Regions from separate parts of the Homo sapiens genome. Here region 2 is linked to region 1. Evidence: chromatin loops called from intact Hi-C (ENCODE). Cell type or tissue: A673. All regions are shown on one strand. Region 1 overlaps TCF4 (transcription factor 4). Region 2 overlaps TCF4 (transcription factor 4).

Evidence for each region. A loop is a pair of places that touch in the nucleus more often than their neighbours do. Peaks named below come from ENCODE experiments on the same cell type or tissue, not always from the same donor. Only the 100,000 strongest peaks of a DNase experiment are listed, where the experiment ranks them.
Region 2: it touches region 1 in a loop (11-fold over the local background); 2 of 110 quality-filtered maps call a loop at or near these places.

What each region holds. Positions count from the first base shown.
Region 1 is chr18:55,230,664-55,238,663 of GRCh38, forward strand. It overlaps TCF4 (transcription factor 4), which reads right to left. Exons shown (of 20, transcript NM_001083962.2): 16 at 3,885-4,020; 17 at 1,846-2,008. Among named protein-coding and RNA genes, the nearest start is that of LINC01929, 110 kb to the left of the region's middle. RefSeq lists an enhancer at 3,995-4,289. In A673, a CTCF peak has its summit at 4,143 (motif pointing right); DNase peaks (open chromatin) are centred at 4,188 and 5,698; H3K27ac peaks cover 1,436 bases.
Region 2 is chr18:55,357,906-55,365,905 of GRCh38, forward strand. The region is part of intron 6 of TCF4 (transcription factor 4); the gene reads right to left. Among named protein-coding and RNA genes, the nearest start is that of TCF4-AS1, 91 kb to the right of the region's middle. In A673, no CTCF peak of the experiment used is centred here; DNase peaks (open chromatin) are centred at 4,316 and 4,616; H3K27ac peaks cover 6,291 bases.

The DNA.
Region 1 (8,000 bases):
CATTTCGGAGTTGGAAGATGTGGGAAATTATCTACTCAATTAAATGTATATTTAATGAATGCTGGTTTAAAATATATGACTCTGATGTTCCATTTTGGAGAATCTCTGGGTAACTTCCAAGTGGCAATAAGGACCAATTACACTTGAGAAGCTCCAATCAATCAAAAGTGGGAGTGGTATTCTTCGGTTGCAAGTATACGTTACACATAAAGATAATGCACGTAAGTCAAGAACACTTGGGTGAAGGAGAAAAGTTAGGGGCAAGGAGGATGACACCACAGAAGGATGCTGTAAGACCAGGCTCCTCTCTCTCCATAGCGTAAGCGCCTTTCCAGATGGCACTGTCTGCCACAGGTGTGTATGGTAAACATGGAAGTCAACTGAGTCCACTGGAAAAGGCCCTCTTTCTCTGCCTTCTGCGGATCCCTCCTCTGCCCTCACCCCCAACTGCTGCCAGTGCCAAGGAAATCAGTAATGATTAATTCACTCCTATATTCTACTATGCAAATAGGCTGTAAAAAGCAAATGAAAACAGTCTCTGCCAGGCCTGTCCGGAAGCTGAGCATTTGGGTGATATTTTTATACATCCAACAAATGCTACACCTTACACAAAGGAGACTGGAAAATAGGAACTTTTCTTCCAAAGATTTTCAGGCTAACGACCAATTAGAATTGGTTATTCACTTACAAATAAACTAGTTATGCAAATAAAACTGCCTAGATTTGAAAAAGCACTGCCTTATAATACAGTTTTGGAGGCATACATAAGTAAATGTCATAAGAGTGACCTTTTTAAATAAGAAGGTTCTCAACAGCGAATGAAAATGTTGTTCCAAAACTTCAAAGAATCCATTAACATGCATAAGTTTGGCCACAATAAGTTAAATTACCAAGAACTGACTGGTCTAACACAGAAGCTGCTAAAGGTATGAAATCCCCTCCTTGGGATTTCTTGCCAAAGTGGCCAAGAATCAGAAAAAGACAACAAGGAAGGAAAGGGGTTATCTAGAAGTATTCGGCATTTTTAAACTTGTGGCAAGACACGGAATTTATCTCAATAATTACAACAGCAACATAAAGAGGCAGCATGTTCTTAATTCACAAAAGATTCCAGATAGAACCTTGAGAACCACAGCCTTTAGAAGGAAAGCTGTAGTCTTAGGACAATTGGTTGAATTTGTGAATAAAAACAACCTCAGGGAATTGAGGCAAAGTACACGGGTGTTGGTATTCAAAAACCATCTGATTACCAGATTAAAGTTCAAGGAGATATAGATTTGAATTTAAAGATAGCAGATATTTAAGAAAACCAGACAGAAGCTATTTTCCTGCAGTTGTGTTTTCTGTAGAAAAGAGTGTCCAGGAAGAAAAACCATAAACAATTAAGGTATTACTCTTATATACATCAGCATGTTTAGGATAAATCTAGGAAATTATTTTCTTACTTTAGAGGTAAGAAAAGAGTTATAGTTGGCACATACATCAGTTGAGTTTTTAACATGGCTACAATCTCTTTTTAGAAATATTATAGACACAACATTTCTGACCAAATTTGTAGAATAAGTATAGTTTTACAAATAAACTGTACTTGAATCAGAGACAAATTTTTTCACTGTGTGTCATTAGCATTGGGTCCAGATTCATAAATGCCAAAACAGTTTAGGCTCCAATAGAGTACAGGTATCTGAAACGATACTTTTAGTACTTCTAGAGTAGGCCTTTAATTTTCTTTTCAGCTGTAAATTTACCTGCCAGGAAAAAACTGAATAGTTTCTTCCCGTTCTGTTCACTTCATCAAAGTCCAATAAAGGAATTAAATGAAGCGACAGTATTATATACTGTTACCTAGATCTTGACCTAGTAATTGATTTGATATCCTTCTTGTCGTCATCTAATTTCTTGTCCTCCGAAGATTTCGTGTCTTGCAGGTTCTCATCACCCTCGTCATCGGATTTGATCTCAGAGCTGCCAGAGGAGACACTCTGCCCCTGTAGTCCTGGTGGCATGCCTGCCGAAAAAGAGAAATCAGGTGACATGTACACCACAATCTCACTGCCTGCACACCAGATTGCAAGGCTGCCAGCAGACAATTCATACTGCTGAACTGTGATCCTTCTGTCACTTTTTTTTCCCCCTGCTATCTGTTGAAGTTTCAAAAAATGCACCTGCAGAAACAAGTTTTCCCTGCATTGGCTCTAAGGTTAAATTCTATTTTGCAATCTTTTGGAGTAGATGGTAATTTCACTGTCTACAAAACATCAACTTAATTGCAATGAAAATCATAATCATGAAAATCACACAGCCAATGTTCTGATTAAGAACCCAAGTAAATATCAGCTATTATATTGAGTTTCTTCCATATGCAATGATTTAATAGAAAAATGTCCTTAAAATATAATTCCCAGGGAGTATGCTAAATATGTGCAGTCAAGACTTCAATAGGTACCCTAATGATATTCTGAAATTAGGCTTCTCTTATTCTCAAGAAGTAATCAGCATTTTAAAATGGTACATATGGAAGGCAGTTTGCTACTCATTTTAGAAATTTCTAGCTTTATCATTGCTCAACTTTCCAAGTCACACTGCATTTTAAAACACGACCCTAATGTAGTAATTTTTTTAAAGGTAGAAGCATATCTGTCAAGTATTCCTCTTTATTTGTAATCTGTGTATTCTAGAACCTTGCCACTCAAACTTTGGTCCATGCGGCCTCATCATCTGTGAGCCCATTAGAAATGGACAATCCCAGACCTACAGAAGTGGAATCTGCATTTTAACAAGATGCTCAGGTTGTGCTTATGTGCAGTTTGAGAAGCACAGGTTTAGGACAAAGAGGGCAAAATCCAAAGCCTCCTGATAAGAAAGGTCCTGGCCAGTTGTGGTGGTTCACACCTGTAATCCCAGCACTTCGGGAGGCTGAGGCGGGTGCATCACTTGAGGTCAGGAATTCAAGACCAGCCTGGCTAATGTGGTGAAACCCTGTCTCTACTAAAAATACGAAAAATAGCCAGGCATGGTGATGCATGTCTGTAATCCTAGCTACCCCCTGGGAGGCTGAGGCAGGAGAATCGCTTGAACCTGGGAGGTGGAGGTTGCAGTGAGCTGAGATCGCACCACTGTACTCCAGCCTGGGCGACAGAGTGAGGCTCTGTCAAAAAAAAAAAAAAAAAAAGTCCATAAAATGATTATTATTCATAAAAAATGGGCAGACATACCCATACATATAATTGACACTCAGATCTGTACAATGTTGAACAGCTGAAAAAATGCCCACATGTATTCCTGTGGCAATGTTATCATTTTTATATTAAATGTGAAGGGACTGAGAAGATGTTATCTAAGCGACTCCTAGTCAGCTGGCCAGCAATAGCCCAACTTCCTGGGGTCATGAAAAGCCGCTCGTAATCACCGGTATGAGGCAATCATTAGAGGGCTAGATGACTCAAGAGCGAAAATCATGCAACCAAGCTCCATTTTTTAAATGCACCTATATTTCCTTCCATCTTAAACAACAAAAACAATTTCCTTCCTTCCTATTCATTTGGAAATATCATTTTCAGGCCACAACTAACCACATTAGAGGACCTGAATGAGAAAAATGTGGAAATAGCTAAAATAAAATTTCCTCTCATCAGTCTGTGGCCTCATTCCCTGCTGATATAGGACCAGGATTTCAGAGGATGTTTGAGGAAAACAGTCCCTGGAGAAACACAATTAGCGGGCGAAGTTCTAAATACTTTGCCATTTCCTTACCATTTTTGTGCCCAATTTGATTCCTGGGTTTCTGCCAGTGCTTCTTGAGGGATGAACACCAAGAGGCTGGGTATCAACACTGGTCCTATTGTGAAAGTGAGGTCAGAAGTGCCCTGGTGAGGCCAACCTACCTCTGTAAGGGTCCTGGGGTGGGTTCAGGTCAGGGGAAGTCGCAGACTGGACAGGAAGCTGTGGAACCGGAACCTGGTTTGGCAGAAGAGAATGGCTGCCTCTCAGGGCCACGCCATCTTCACGATGGGTCCCCACCTGAAAGGGCGAGAGGAACCAGAGAGGTGAGCAGGAACCGGAGGTGCGACAGCTATTTCCAGAGGCCAAGAGGACCTGATGAAGGCTGGCTTTTCAAAAACCATACTCCCAAACGCGTTTCACTAGAGGGCGCTGAAGGACCGCACATGCACCTATAGTTCCCGGCGAAAACACTTAACACTCAGTAAGATGCCGTGCTGTACATTCAGTGACAAATATGGCAGAGTAGCTCAGGCAGGTAAAACGTCAAATTGCCTCCCAGGGTGCTGCAGTGGAGCGCACTGATTCGTACCCATCTGTCTTCTATCATGTCCGCCAACAGATCTGACAATTATCTTAATGCCCATATGCTTAATTGTGAGCTTCTCAATTCCCCCATTGCTATCGGAAATCCTACAGGAATTTCAATTTGGCATTCGACTTTCATTTCAGGGGATAAGATTCTCAGGCCTGCCATTTTTTTTTTTCCATAATGCCAGCTAAGCCTCTGACAGCGGAAGCTACAGCAGTATGGGACACAGCCTCTGCTTGGTACAAATATAATAAAATGTCACCTGGCTTTCCAAAACTGGCAGCCCATTCCAAATTAATGTTTACTGTATTTCATCAGCTGCTGAGTTCCAAATCCAAAGGGGGATGGTTTCTGCCAATGCCACCACACCGGAAAATGTACCAATAAAGGTTTTATTAAACACACCAGTAATGCCATCATTGCCATGCAAGGAAGGATGTTTGGACATTTTTCCATTTTTTTCCTCACTATTCTGACCCTAGAAAGACACCATATTGTAAATACTCTTTATGCTTCCAAGAATAAAATTATAGAGTACAGCATGATTACTTCATTAAAAAAATACTGCTGAGCTTTTTATTAACTACTACTATCGACTCTGGGGTCCAGAGACATTGAACTTGTGGCACTGAGACAGCAACTGCCTACTTCATAGCACATGCCTTCAAGCGAAAACATGAAGCATTTGTCAACTAAGAGGACAATCAGTAGTTCACATTTTCTTTTCTATTTCCAAGTATTTTCTTAGCCTATGGTTAAGTGAGCATTTACACAGGACGGTGGGTCTAAAACACAAAAAATTAACCATACATTTATACTGCTATGAATCAGGTTTATTTTTTTTTCCAGTCAAAAATATGAAACCAGAAAGGAGAATCATCACTCTTGTGTTACCAATATATTTTAAAAGGGTATTTCCAAAGAATGCATCAACAATAAGTATCTGAACCAACAACAAATTCACAGGACCTAATAAGCACATGCTATTTAAAGGCAGCCATGTATTAAGTATCACCTATAATATTTTGCTTTTTACTGAAAATATATTTAAGTAATTGATCCTGAAGTATGCCATTTTTATATTCATGTGTGCATGTGTGTGTGTGTGTGTGTGTGTGTATGCACTCCAACTTTTTTTTAAATTTTGGGTGGAGATGATCACATAAATCATATTAATTGTTTGGATTCAAAATACAGCAAGAATAAGACAACACTTGAGGCTTATGAGCCTCAGGAAGTATAAATGAATGTTTCAGCAGAGAGATGTAGGAAGTCCAGCACTGCTCCCCGGTGCCTGTGTCGCAACACAGAACTTTCTGAATGGTGGTTATTTGGCCTCTGTGGGGTGCTTCAAATGTACTGAGACTGATATCTCCCAAAGAAGCCCATTCCATTTTTACCACAAATTGGCCTCTTTGTAGATTTCACTCACTGATTCTAGTTTCAGCTTCTAGAGCTCTGTGGCGTTAAGTACAAACCTTTTTTTTTTTTTAAACATATTCAACCCTGTTGCCTGCCACACCACTCCTTTCCTCTGTGACTGAAGTCTGCTCTCTTATAGGCAGACCACGCCCACCTGCTCCAGCAACCATTTGTAACTCACTCTCTTATATATTTTAATTTTTATTCAGAAGCATGATAGCTATTTTCCATTGAGGTTTTGATTTGCTATTTTTATATTCATGCATTAGAAAACGGATTCAATCAATGATTATCCTTTCAATCTAAGATGTCAACTTGTAAGCATGAATTTTTACAGGCCTTGATCAAATGGTGGCTCTTTATGTCTGTCAATCAATATAAACCTAAATAATTCTTCGTGCTGATTCATATTTATTTGTATTCCCAATGGATCTAATTTCTTGAATTTCTACAAAGGATGACTCTAAGTCAAAATCACTGAAGGTAACCACAGATTTGAGCATAGAGGAGAAGTGTACTCCTATTTCAGAATCATTAACACTCTCAAGATTTCTTTGCAAGCATCTGTGACATAACTTAAGAGTAATGTTTTGCTTTTTACTTAAAATATATTCAGTTACTGCTCCTGAAATTTTTTCCCTCTAGATCACATTGAGGTAAGTTCTCAAAAGAGAAAAAGAGAACCCATGCAATCGTACATGACAACTGGTATGTAATAGGTACATAATAACTGCAGACAGAATCATGTGTTTTGACTGAAAATACTTGCATGTTATATAGAAATAATAGCCTGTGTAGTTCAAGAACCCCCTCAAAACTCAAGCTATCTTCAGTTACGGTGATCTTTGTCTCTATTTTGTTAAAATCCATTTAATTTTAAATCTTTCCCCTATACAATGACTGTAAACTCTTAAATATTATAAATATATCTGAGGATATAGTTGTTCCAACTACATTTTTGTTTGGATTTTAGGCCCATATGTTACCTAACTCCATCTATTTTCTATAGATCATCTTAAATAATATCAATCATTTTCCATAAAGAATGTTAGAGACAAAGTTGTTCTGACTTTTTTTTTTTTTTTTTTTGGAGACAGAGTCTTGCTCTGTCACCCAGGCTGGAGTGCAGGGGTGCAATCTCCGTTCACTGCAACCTCTGCCTCCCAGGTTCAAGCAATTCTCCTGTTTCAGCCTCCCAAGTAACTGGAATTACAGGCGCCCACCACCACGCCGGCTAATTTGTCGTGATGTTTTAAGACTCCCCTTGTGTCTATTCCAGGTCATGTGAATGCCCTCTGATAGGTCCAGAGCCATGTAATAATGAGCTTGATTCTCCAGGATAGGATCAACTCCATTGCCTGTGGCTGTGGAAGAGTATTCCAATTTGAATAATTGGCTTGGCTTTGCTTGTTTCCTTGGCCACAGATGGCATATTCTAACCCTGTTTTCTTCTCTTTCAGAAACATTATTTCTGGTCACATAAGAGACAAGGGAAGAAACACAGTGGACTGTCGGCACAAATCCATCGCTAGAATAACACAGAAATAGATGGAGAAACTCACACTGTTCTCTGTATATACAAGGGTCAGGGATTTGCCCACTGGCATTAAGGCGGCCCATTCATAGAATGACCCATGTCTGCTTCAAAATGAGCTGGGGCATCCAATGATCTTGGCATTCTGAACTTAAATACGTCATAATGTGACTAGGAGAAAGGAGATTCCCACAAGTCAATTCTAAGCATGACATTTCGTCCCTATTTTTAGAAAATCCATACTTCGTTAAAGCTCTATTTTGATAACCTTTTCATAGAGATAACAATAGTCTAAAGTTAAAAGCCAGCTTATGAAAATTTTATTAATACTCATTGTAAATGTGAATCTTCCCATAGTCACGTATAATGCAGTTTTAGTGATATCTATGCTAAAAATAGAAGATAGAAGTGAAATTTAAAAATTATTCAATGATTATTCATTGATTGATCAGAGAATGCATTTACTAATTTAACAAACATTTTCTAATCTAGCTCATGCCTGTCACTTTGGGAGACACTGGGGATAGAATGAGAAATAACTCAGATGTGGTCCTGGTTTTTGTGGAACTCATAATGATTCTTGGGGGGATTTTTGTATGCTGATCAATTTAGTGGGGTAGTTTTAATAGTAAGGAAGAGAAACCTATTTGAGTTTGTTCAAATAAAAGATTTATCATAAATAGTTTTCTGTAGCTTAGGTTTTGGACTCAGAGAGCTCTTGGGAACCGAATG
Region 2 (8,000 bases), 130 kb after region 1:
GATGGGCGGAAATTGAGATTATCTGGAGAAGTAGTAAATGCTCAATGTAATCTTCAACTCATCCTGAAATTATTTAAGTCCTGACATTCCTTCCAAAGCTATGCACAGCTTCAAGCCAGTCTGCACTCGATGAGCACTAACTCTTTCCCTCCCAAGATTCTTTCTTGAATATCTGACCAAGAGTATATGGCGTAAAGGTCAAACTAGAGGATATGGCAGCTAAAAGAGGAAATGACTTCTTCATGTTTTAACTTTCTACAGTGCCTGGCGCAGAGACCTGCCATGGCACATGCTCACTAAATATTGAAGTAAATGCAGAACTAATGCTATTGATCAAATCGAGGTCTTAAATAACTACTGTGCTTCTGTTTTTTAGCATAAATCTTATCTTTGAGGCATTCCAACTACTACTGCTGCTCATCATAACCACCATAGTATTAGCATAGGTAGTAATAGTAGTATGAGGAGGAGGATGGGTGGATGTGAATATAAGAAGAGTGGCAAGGACGGTAGGTATAGCAGGAGCAGCAGCAGCTACAAGTCACAGTGTCTGCTAAGTGCCAGGCACAGGTGCAGATCCTTTACATGCTAACAAGGCAGATGCTACAAACCCCAATGTACAGATGGGGACATTCAGAGTGGTTATGTGACCTGACCAATGCCATGTGGCTGGCAAGCAGTGGAGCCAAGCTGGGAATTCAGTTAGGCTTGACTTCAAAGCCTATGCTAGTTCTCTGCTCCACACTCACCCGCTATCTTCTGTAAACTTGTTTTTTCTCCCTCTCCCACAACCATTAGAAGGCTCATTTTTAAGTCAAGAGCTTATCCTAAAATTTACTTCATAGGAGCCCATCTAATTAAGTAGGGTCAGACAAGCCCTGGTGTGAGTGCCACTTACCCCCTGGATAATCCTGGACAATCTGTCTAACCTTGGTGGGCAAAACTCCTTGCCTGGGAAATGTTGTATAAGAGTGCCTACCCATGGTAAGAATTCAGTTAGATAATACAAAGTGCTTAGCAAAGTTCCTAGCACTTACTGAGGCTTAATTGTAAGGAGTATATTTAAATATGTTGTACATTTTAAAATCTTACTATATACTAATACAGAATGTGTTATATTATAATGTAAGTTTGGAAGAAATGATGTGATGTATGGTATATAAGTCATGCATAGATAGATTATATATATTTCTAATAGGCCCAAGACATGTGAGGCTGTAGAACAGCATGCCCGCTTGGACAACTGAAATTTCAGTTCTTTAGTCTGATCCTCCCAATATCTCCACCTCTGCTCTCCACAGCTGCCTGCCATTCATCTTTAATCTTGATCTCCACAATGGGGTCAATCATCTTCTCTAAAAAGTTTCAAATTATTTTTCTTTTTGTTTATTATTATTTCTTTTCCCCCAGTCTTCTTTCATTTCAGTCCTCTTCCTTCTAGACGTTTCCTTCCACTTCATCTGAAAAATTCAACTGTTGTAACATTTATAGCCTTGTATGGAAAGTAACTCTTTTTCCTCCTTTCTAATCTGTGGGATCCTCAAGCGCAGAAAGTGAACTCTGATCATCTTTGTATTCCTGGCATCCAACAGGGTGGGCCCCGGTACACAGTATGCCCTCAGTAAAGGCCAACTGGATAAAATAATTTATTAGCTATGGAAGATGCTTGCATGATTTCAACCATCCCTAGTATAAATATGCCTTCTCCATCTCTACCCAGTAGACACGTAATTCCTCCATCTCTATATTCAGTCTTGTCCTCAGCGTTCCTCCTGTGCCTCTGGAGTGGTTTTTAAGAACATCACCTCATGAATGCTTCATACAAAACATAAAATTTGATCCTTAATATGCAAAAGGCTCAATGCCTCTTTTCCACAAAACTTCTGCTGATTCCTAATTACACTCTCAGTCCTTTAAAGTACATTTGAAGAGTAAGAACTTGTAATGTCTGTGAGGAAATCAGTTGTATGTTTTTCTAGACACATGATGGCTTACCTTTGTTCTTATCTATGACAGGTTTGGTTGAAAATGGTTAAATTTCTATAGTACATGGGGCTATTAAATGGTTCATCATTCACCCAAAGGGCCCGGTTCTAAAAAGAATTTGGAACAGGTGGGATAATGCAAGCCCTGCCCAGGAGAAACAGATTCAGTAGTGCCGTATTCTTTCAGTAGAAGAAACATTGCAGGAGAGAGGACAAAGAAATGGCAAGAGAAGGGAATGGTTATTGTGGGAACATAGCATATGAAATAGGTTAGGAGAACTTAAAACAGCTGGCTAAAAAAATGACTTCCCTTAGTAGGTAGCAAGGAAGTCTTAACATGACATTGAGCACTTGGAATCTACCTTCTTAACTACTGACAATAGGCTGGGTCAGCTAGGGTCAAAGCCACAAAAATAGCCATAGGAGACTAGAGACAGAACTTAGATAATCAAGACAACAACTTAAGAATTGAATTAAAATTTTGGTGTGTTTCTTCATAGGAAGTGATATGGCCCCATTTTTCTTAGGCTACACATGCATCAATTTGAACTCTTCCAACAATGCCAACTTTTCCAGAATGGCACCATTAAATACCTAAAAACAATCTTCTAACACTGAGGTCACCAAACATTTTTCTTGAAGGACCAGATAGAAAATATTTTAGTCATTGCTGGCCATGTGGTCTCTGTTGAAAACACCCAACTCTGCCATTGTTACGCTAAATCAACCATACATAATATGTAAATAAACAGGTCAGACAGTGTTCCAGTAAAATTTTATTTATAAAAAGAAGCTGTTGGTTGGATTTGGCCTTAAGCCATAATTTGCCCGCCCCCCACCCTTTTTTTTTTTTTTTTGAGAGAAGTCTCACTCTGCCACCAGGCTGGAGTGCAGTGGCGCAATCTTGGCTCACTGCAACCTCCAACTCCCAGGTTCAAGCGACTCTCCTGCCTCAGCCTCCCGAGTAGCTGGGCTACAGGTGCATGCCACCATGCCCAGCTAATTTTTGTATTTTTAGTTGAGATAGGGTTTCACCATGTTGGCCATGATGATTTCAATCTCTTGACCTCGTGATCCACCCGCGCTGGCCTCCCAAAGTGCTGGGATTACAGGCCTGAGCCACCACACCTGGCCTGCTAACCCCTTTTCTAAAAGAAAGCTACAGGACATATTCTCAACATTTGATTGCACTGCTGGGATAGAAATGTCATGAGATTTATGGATGCTATCTTCAGACTTCCCTCTCCCCATCATCCAACCTCACCTAGAACACTGGTGCACTGTGGACAGAATTGGCCTTCTAAAATCCAGAGCTGCTCCTGTTCCTTCAAGGAGACCAAACTTCAGAGCTTGAAAATGCTGAGCCCCCAGCTCCACCCATAGCCAATCTAGTAGTAGTCTACCTCCCAGCCCTCTCTTTCCTCTTTCACACATTTCTCCACTAAGATGCACCGAATACCTACTATGGGCCAGCCACTGTTCTAGGCACTAGGAAGACAGTCCTCATCTGTCTCTTCCCTTCCCTGCAGCCTACCTATAGTCAGAGTCACATGGAATTGCTCACGGTTCCCTAATTACTCTCTTGCTCATACAAACGTTTCTCTGCACTTTTACAAAGGCTAACCCCTCTTCCTGGAAGACCCTTTCTTCCCATTCCACAGCAGAGAAGCCACTTGCAAACAACCATGAGGACTGGTCAAATGTCATCTCCTTGAGACTCCTTCCCCAGCTATGCTGGGGAGGTCCACTCCTCTACCCCGGGCTTCAGGCCACTCCCTATCACAAGGCCTTGGCATTACAGGCAGATGTGGGAGGGAATGTCCTCACTGTTGAGTCCCAAGCACCAGCCCAGGATGCCACTCAGTAAAAGGCAGCAATCATACAAATAACAGCAAATATCTATACAGTGTTTGGTATGCCTCAGGCTGTTGGCTATGCAACTTATTTAATATGAAGAACCCCTCAAGGAGGGGATTCTACTAATACTGCTTTACAAATAAGGTGGGCTGAGGCAGAAATAACTGAAGTATCCACCCGAGATTATCTGAAAAATATTCGAAGATGCATGAATAACCAAACTGTGTGAATTCCACTGATCTTTCTTACATCTTCTGGACTCACACTGTTCCTGGAAATCTCACATCTGAAATTCTCAATAATCAACTCATGCTTTTCCTGAAATCACATGCTTGGAGCCTCCCAACTGTCTTCTCCTGTCTTATCTCCAATGACTGCTAGTTTCAGAACTTCAGCTCTAGTCAAAAGAAAATGGCCAGGTGTAATGGCTCATGCCTGTAATCCCAGCATTTTCAGAGGCCAAGGTGGGAGAATCACTTGAGCCCAAGAGTTCAGGAGTTGGAGGCTGCGGTGAGTTATGATCGCACCACTGCACTCCAGCCTGGGCAACAGAATGAGACTTTGTCTCCAAAAACAAAAACAAAAAAAAAAGAGGAAGGAAGGAAGGAAGGAAGGAAGGAAGGAAGGAAGGAAGGAAGGAAGGAAAGAAGGAAGGAAGGAAGGAAGGAAGGAAGGAAGGAAGGAAGGAAAAAAAAAAAGAAGAAAACATGTATCTGACCCTGACCTTTGGACTCCAATGTCCCTTCCACACTGAAACAGGGACTGTCTCTTTTTCGAAATCCATTCCGAACTTGCTTATTCCATAAAATCTTTGTAAAAATAACGGGCCTCCAATCATTTGGTTTACTCAATATTCACACACAAAACATTATAACCAGCCTTAAATGCTTATGAGAAAGATGCTGTTAAAATAACAAACAAGCAAATAACTTTACAGAGTTAGAATAGGACTGTGATCTTTAAGTTTCCTTAGAGTAATTGTAGAGCATTTGCATTTATAAATATTCTATTTTCTCTCCACGGATGTAAGACAGAAATATTCTTATTATGTTTTCTTATATTTCTCATTATAAATATATTTAGATATTCAGCATACGACACTGACTTGCTGAACTAGTTCACAAGCCAGTTTAACAAAAATCATGAAAGGATTCAGCAGTATAAACACTTCTAAAAGACCGAAATAATCTTGTATATCAATTTTTAAAAGAAAATCTTTTCACACAAATATTTCCCAGGAAAGTATTTGCATAAATGTGATTGGATGACTCAAAATTAAAGGAGACTTTAATGCAAATTCAAACAAATTCCAAAGAGAGAAAAATGGATAGGGTAGAGAAGACACAAATTCTAAAGCTTATCTGGAATATTAATGCATGATAATAGTTAAGAAAATTTTTACAAAGATGTAAGTTGAGAATATATACATTTTAAACAAAGTAAATTAAAGCAATGTGCGGCTGCTGCCAGATCAGGAAATATTACAGAAAGATTTATGGCGAGGCTGTCATTGAAAAAAAAATCAATGAGAAAATGATAAATTATTCAATAAATGGTAACTAAAGTTTGTTTAGCATTTAAGGGGAAAAATTTACGTTTTTGCTTCACACTTCATACTAAAATATGTTTAAATGCAAAGGTTAAAACATAAAAGCCTGAGAATAAAGTACAAGCAATTAAGTAGAGATGGCCTTTGTTAGCTATGACATTAGAGCTAGAAAAATTAGAACATATTGGGACCCAGACTACATACTCGTTTTTCAAAACATTACCCAGCTGGGCGTAGTAGCTCATGCCTGTAATCTCAGCACTTTGGGAGGCCGAGGCAGGTGGATCATTTGAGGTTAGGAGTTGAAGACCATCCTGGCCAACACGGCGAAACCCCATGTCTCTACTAAAAATACAAAAATTAACCAGGCGTGGTAGTGCACACCTGTAATCCCAGCTATTAGAGAGGCTGAGGCAGAAGAATCGCCTGAACCTGGGAGGCGAAGTTTGCAGTGAACCAAGATCTTGCCACTGCACTCCAGCCTGGGAAACAGAGCGACACTCTGTCTCTAAATAAATAAATAAATAAATAAAAATAAATGAAAACATTATCCAAACCATACAAAGTTGAACAAAAATCTTTCTTAACAAATATTTAATGAGAAGATACTCCTAATAAATGAAAAGCTCTTACATTGTAATAAGAATAAAACTAAATAGACTGGGGAAGAACATGAACCATTCCTTTATAAAAGGAATGAATTTGAAATTTGGCAATAAATATATGACAAGCTATCTGGCAAATTAAAATAAGACAAATTTTCAACTGCCAGTGAGGAAGTTCACTTTCATATATAGCTAATGGGAATGTAATCTGGTATAAACTTTCTGGAAGGCAAGTTAAAATGTACTGCAGAATATTAAAAGCATATGCCTTCTGACTTAGAAGTTTCAAGTTAAAAATTTTAACTCTATGGATAATATTGGACAAGTGTACAAAAATACATGTGCATAGATGCCTATGGTAACATTATATCTGTGAAAATTTACAAAAGCCTAGCAGGAGTTTTATTAAATTAATGAAGATATATAAAATAATGTGGTAAATTTACATTTAATGAAAAAGCATGTTTTTAAAAGTAGCTTCTGTAGCACATGACCTGTTTTTCTAAAAAGTATCTTCAAGTTTAACCATTCCCTACAATTCCTCCATCCTCAGTCAAATCATGATGTTCATCAGAATATTTCTCATTCTGGCAAATTCTGTGGTTTATATTTGTTATAAAAAATATAACCTGAGTAACTTCACAGAGTCCTCCAAGGGAACTTTAGGTAGCGGCAAAAGGCAGAATGAAGATTATCTTCATTTCAGAAATCTCTCTTGAACTTTGTTTACTGCAGGATAAAGACTAAGGTGATTATATCTGTGCATGCACACACCAGGTGAAAGCTGCCAGGGGAGTCTATCAGATATTCAAGAGCCTTCTACAGAATGTACTGAAAACAAATCTTTCAAGGTCTATGTATATGAGACAAGACCACTTGACTGATTTTTAAAAATGTATAAGCTAAGTTGATTTTCATTTTCCACATGGAGACTGTCATTATTTATAATTTACTAATGCACATTAAAAATATATAAGGGCTGGGCATGGTGGCTCATGCCTCTAATCCCAGCACTTTGGGAACTGAGGCAGGCAGATCACAAGGTCAGGAGATCGAGACCATCCTAATACGGTGAAACTCTGTCTCTACTAAAAATACAAAAAATTAACGGTGTGGTGGCATGCACCTGTAGTGCCACCTACTCAAGAGGCTGAGGGAGGAGAATTGCTTGAACTCGGGAGGTGGAGGTTGCAGTGAGCCGAGATCATGCCACTGCACTTCAGCCTAGGCAACAGTGTGAGACTCCATCTCCAAAATATATATATATATATATATATATATATATATATATGTGTGTGTGTGTGTGTGTATATATATGTGTGTGTGTGTGTGTATATATATGTGTGTGTATATATATATATATATACACACACACACACATATATATATGATGGCTGGGCTTAGCAGATGTGTAGATTCTCCTATTGCTGGGTCCCACTTTTCTGTTAAGGCTTACTTCCTTACTGCTTTTGCCCAAATTATTTCTTGTAGAAGCACTGGATAAATGCCTGCATTGCTGTCGAGTGAGAACAACTTCAGAGTGGGTCAATTCCACAAAGCAGAGTGGCAAAAGCAGTGATCATGCTGTTTTCCTCATCTGCCAAAAGTCAGCTCCCTAATGCTCTCCCCCAGCCAACAATGGACCTCAGAGCGAGCCCATCAGCCTTTCAACTGAATAGGCTTTGAGGCACAAACAGGATAAAAATCTAAAGTTTTGGCTGGGCACAGTGGCTCATGCCTATGATCCCAGCACTTTGGGAGGCCAAGGTGAGTGGACCACCTGAGGTCAGGAGTTCAAGACCAGCCTGGCCAACATAGTGAAACCCCATCTCTACTAAAAATATAAAAAAATTAATGATGCACGCCTGTTATTCCAGCTACTGAGGAGGGTGAGGCAGGAGAATCGCTTGAACTCGGAAGGCAGAGGTTGCACTGAGCTGAGATAGTGCCATTGCACTCCAGCCTGGACAACAAGAGCAAAACTCCATCCCAAAAAAAGCAAAA